Regions from separate parts of the Mus musculus genome. Here region 1 is linked to region 2. The links are chromatin loops, found by intact Hi-C in ENCODE. Cell type or tissue: left cerebral cortex. All regions are shown on one strand.

The links. A loop is a pair of places that touch in the nucleus more often than their neighbours do. Peaks named below come from ENCODE experiments on the same cell type or tissue, not always from the same donor. Only the 100,000 strongest peaks of a DNase experiment are listed, where the experiment ranks them.
Region 1: a loop joins it to region 2, with 2.6 times the contacts of the local background. A loop is called at or near these places in 2 of 42 quality-filtered maps.

The regions. Positions count from the first base shown.
Region 1 is chr2:142,260,271-142,262,770 of GRCm38, forward strand. It overlaps Macrod2 (mono-ADP ribosylhydrolase 2), which reads left to right. Exons shown (of 19, transcript NM_001013802.3): 13 at 823-891. Among named protein-coding and RNA genes, the nearest start is that of Gm25583, 620 kb to the left of the region's middle. In left cerebral cortex, no CTCF peak of the experiment used is centred here; a DNase peak (open chromatin) is centred at 982; H3K27ac peaks cover 391 bases.
Region 2 is chr2:142,645,793-142,648,292 of GRCm38, forward strand. All of the region lies in intron 25 of Kif16b (kinesin family member 16B), which reads right to left. Among named protein-coding and RNA genes, the nearest start is that of Kif16b, 250 kb to the right of the region's middle. In left cerebral cortex, no CTCF peak of the experiment used is centred here; DNase peaks (open chromatin) are centred at 1,289, 1,828 and 2,331; H3K27ac peaks cover 1,060 bases.

The DNA of each region.
Region 1 (2,500 bases), 390 kb before region 2:
AGAAAATGTCCTTGAATTGAGGATTTTATCTTTAAGTCTGTGACTGAATAACTGTAAGAAAATGTGTATATTGTCTTACCAATTGTCCGATGACTTTAATATGTTCCTGCATCCTAATTTTACAGTTTTACTGCTAGTAGCTAATTACCTAACACTGTGGAGATCAAACATGAATCAAATCCCCATGGTTTTGGTGAGACCAGTAAGAGAGATCAGGTCTGAATGGCCTTAATTGGTACTATGAGGTGGACAGGGTCCTCCCTGTCCTTGGTCTCCATTCTATAACCGGGTGACATGATATCCCTGCATATCTCTGGGGGCCTTGTTCTGAGTGGTCCCCATCTCCTGGACTACACTGCTGACAGCCACAGAGCCACTGGTCAGCTGGCCAGCCGAATGAATTGGCAGCCTATACGCATGCTGAGCTGAGCAAAAGCAAACTATAAAAATCACACACATCAAAGCATTTTGTAGAAACCTGCATGGGTACATGTTACTACATACCGCAAATCAGAAACTGTATTCCATTCTCTGAGAATTGTGAAGGAAGCAAAATACTACTGGGCATGTTGGCAAACTACAGCCAACAAACAAGCCTTACCCAGAATACATTTTGTAGTTCATTAGCCTCTGTCTTATGTGAAGATGTATGCTTCATTACTTATATATATTTTAAAAATGCATTACAACCCTCTGCTCCTGTAAGACCATTCAGCGTGTGAAGGACACTGACACCTTCATAGGCCAGTGGTGAGGGAGCTGTAGGGAAGGAAAAGCCACAGCCTGAAGTACTAAGCCTGAGGCATTCTTTCTGTTTTATAGATGGTGTCAACACCACCCCTGTGCCCAGCCCAGCTTCCGAAGACAAAGCTGAAGTCCACAAAGATGAAGGTATGAGTCCACATCTAAACTTCACAGGTCCTTAAAAGTAAACCATGCAGGGTTCGTTTATGCGAGAAACTGATGCAGTGAAAGCCTCTATTTTGAACACAAGGATCCCACCCACTCTGCTCCATGCCATATCGAGCCTCTTCAGAATTTATATATACATTTACATTTGTTCCTCTAAAAATAATGTTCGTAAAAATAAGAGCAGGCACAGAGAAAGTGTGGTTAGAGAAAAAAAAATGTTTATCTGGAACTCAAGAATTTGCCGATTCTGCTGTTTGTAACTAACTATTCCTAGGCATAAGTTTGAAAGCATGGCGTTGAGGACCACCTACCAGAGGCCCATGGCTTAAGGGAGAAATGTTTGAAAGGCATCCACACAAATCAACCTGAGGCAAGGCCACATTTCTCTGGACTATCACTAAGAAGAAACTAATAATAATTAGGAGAAAATTTAACCAGTATAGAGATAAGTGCCACAAAACAGGGATGTAAATGCTTTCAAAAATATTAAAGGGAAATAAGATGGGTCATTTTCTCTTCTCCCTCCTGATTGATGGGTAACTCTTCCCATTAGAAATAATATTTGATACCTGCCAGACTAGACCAATTATGTTTGACCAAGTGGGTATCTTGTACAGCATATCATCTACTTAGAACTTACATATGTACTTCGAATCTAATTCTTCAATCTGATCTGATACAAAAGCAGGCATACACTGCCATGAAGACTAACTGGTCTTTTAATCTGTCGAGGAAATCAAAATAGTCTTGGAATTTTAGTACTCAATGGCATATATAATTCCACGTCCTATTTCCTGGTGAGTCTTTGTTTTAATACATGTAGTTGAGGGCAGTTGATAAGGAGTATAAATAATTGGGTTATATGCTTGGGGCTTAATCCTAGTTCTGCTCCCAGTTACATAGCTAACTTTTGACAGATAATTAAAGAAGTGAACAAATGATTAGCAAGGAAATACATGGTGAACTTCTTGGTACTTCGGTTTTCCCTTCTGTAATGAGGGCAAGAGTAATGTCTATCTTCGGGCTGGGAGCATGAAACAGTGGATCAAAGCACTTTCTGTGGAAGCATGAGAAGCTGAGGTCAGATGCCAAGCATCTAAGCCAGTGGCAGTGGCTCATGCCTGTAACCATAGCACTCAGGAGTCTGAGGCAAGAAGATTAAGAGGTCAAGGTCAGCATCATCTATACTGCAAATTTGAGGCCAGTCTAGGGCTAGAGGAAACTGTCTCAAAAAACTAGAAAACAATGAAAAACAAAACCAAACAAAAGCTCCCTAAGTCTCAATGGCCTGTATATAAACACCTATATATAAACACCTATATATAAACACCTATATATAAACACCTACATATAAACACCTACATATAAACACCTACATATAAACACCTATACATAAAGACCTCTGCGATCCTAGGACTGAGATTGAGGGCAAGATCACTACACTTGCTGCCTGCCAGGTGAGCTCCAGATTAGTTGAGAAACCATGTCTCAAGAAAATAATCCAGAGGATGATACAGGAGAATGCTCCATGACATCCACCTGTGCACATACATATCACACAGACACACAGACACAGGCACACACATGT
Region 2 (2,500 bases):
CAAAGTTGTTTGGATGGAGGCATTATAGCTTTATCACTTAGGTTCCTGGAGTCAAGCTGATATTCCATCACTTAACATCTTTTCCTATGCCTATATTTTCTGATGCAGTATGTTACATGCTACAGTCCTAGTCTCCAAGCACAAGGCACACAACTAATCTTTCCAATGTATGGAATCCACCTCTGAAACAGCTCTCATCATGGCTTTTCATTCCTATCCAGCATTTTATGAAGTCATTATTTTAAAAGACAACTTTTATAACTTGGAAAACTGCTATACACAATAAAACTCACTAAAAATCACCATCTATATAGCTGTATCAAAGTTATTGCAATTATAAAACTGTATTTTTGAATTTTAATAATATTAACTCATTTTAAGCCATTATTATAGATATCAGATGTAATACAGATATTATAGATATGGGTCTAACTGAAGTTCACTTTTCTTTATGTGTTCGTGTATCTGTGACATCTCCAGATAAATTTTAATAGGGAAACTTAAGCATATGTTCTTAGAGGGATAAAATATGTCATTCTACATAGCACTCAGTACTGGGTCCAGCATGGGAGAAAAATTAAATAAATGTTTGTTGAGTTAAATCATAAGCAGTTAATGGAAAGTAACTCTGATTTTTCATATAAAAATACACTAACTCAAGTAGTGACTTCTGATAGTAGAAGATCAAATGAAAAGTCTCAATATCTACAGGAAATTAATGCACGGATCTTATATTAATTTTCTATTAAAGTGAAGGTGAATTATACTTGCTTCTTGAAGAGAAGATAACACTCTAAGATTTACCATTCAGTTTTAGGTGAAACACATTTATCTTCTAACACAAGTGCCTATTTCCCCAAGATAGGAGACACACTCTGTAAAAGCACCAGTACTGAACAGTCCCAGGCAACCAAAGGAACGCATGTTATATATGCAGTCCTGTGGTCAGGGTAAGTGTCTACAAAGACACATGTGTTAAAGACTTAGCTTCTACTTTGGCGTTCCTGGTAGGTAGAGTCTGTGAAAGTGGAACCTAGTGAGCACAAGTAGGGTGACTGAGGACATAACCTTCAAGTGGATGTTGGGATCTTGATCACTTTGAGATGGCAAAATCATGTCAGAATGTCAAAAGATTACACACCCCTCGCTAGGAGACACTGAAGGAACAAATGTGGACTACAAGAGAAAACACCACGCAACACAAGAAACACAAAACACAAGAGTGAGTCTTGTGCACTTGGAATAGAAAGCAAACACCTCCAAGTTCTGTTCCTGAACTGAGCCATCTGTGTGGGAGTGCTGGCCTCGTGTGAATGCCATCACGTCTGGGAAGCTGGAAATGGCAATAGCCATAACAGGCAATAATCAAATTTTAAAACAAGTTTGCAACTCACCATTCTCCATGTTTTCATTAAAGATGAGGCTACTTAGTCAAGGCAGTTAAAGTTCAGAGAAAAAAAAATTCATTACTCCTATAAGTGTTATTTAAGTTTGTTTGTTTGTTTGAATCTTATAAGCACTTAACATAAGCACTGTAAAACCAGGCAGACTCACAAAAATAACCTCGTCCTTGAAGGCTAATTCTTCTCATGAGTCTATGCTTCACAGGGTAAGTTTGGGAGTCCCTCACAGTCCTGCTAGAGCCCAGTCGTTCTGGTCTCAGGACTTCTTCAAATGTGTAGCTGCAGTGCATCTGCAGATTCCGGAAGCATGGCTCCTCACTGAAATGTGCCTTCTCTTAGAACAACTCACTGCTTCATTTCTCCATGTCTCCCCTTGGCTCTCATAGGACCCTTCTAGATAGAGCAGCTTAAGGCAATTCCCTACATTTTGGTTCACTGACACCAAGTGAAGCCCACAGGCAGCCATGTTCAACTTGGCAGTCCAGAGGAACAATACCATCCCCAAACTTTTACATTTCAAGTCACCCATTAGAACGGTCTGTTCTGATAGGATTATATTATAATAAGTCATGTGACTATTCCCAACAAAGTCACAACAAAGGGAGCTTTGAGGGTATCCTGGAGTTACTCTGGTAAAAGCAGTCAGATTTTAACAAAATATAATCAACTGTATACTGGTGAAGCCACAAACTGAAGACAACAGTCAGCTATGGGTATTGGCACAAGGCAGTCACAAAAACAGGTTGTGTTAAACTGGGATCTATGTGTAGCTAGCTTGGCAGATAAAGTTAAAATAAATACAAAGACTCTGAACTAGGACTAAAATAGGTCCGAAACTTCTCCCTCCCAAAGCTCTTGAAAAAGCAACAATGACGACATACTGTAAGTTTGGTTAATTAATTCCAAGTTTTCTTCAGCAAGCTCTGTGCTCTCATCCTACATTGCATGCCATCTGGCTGAGGGGAGAATGTAGCGCTCGCTCACACACTGTGTCCTAACTCTCAGAACAAGGGTGTCTTCTTCAAAATCAGAAAGATGCTAGCCAAACCAGAGGGGGCTAAGGACCTGATTTGAAATCAAGTCATACCACCACCCCG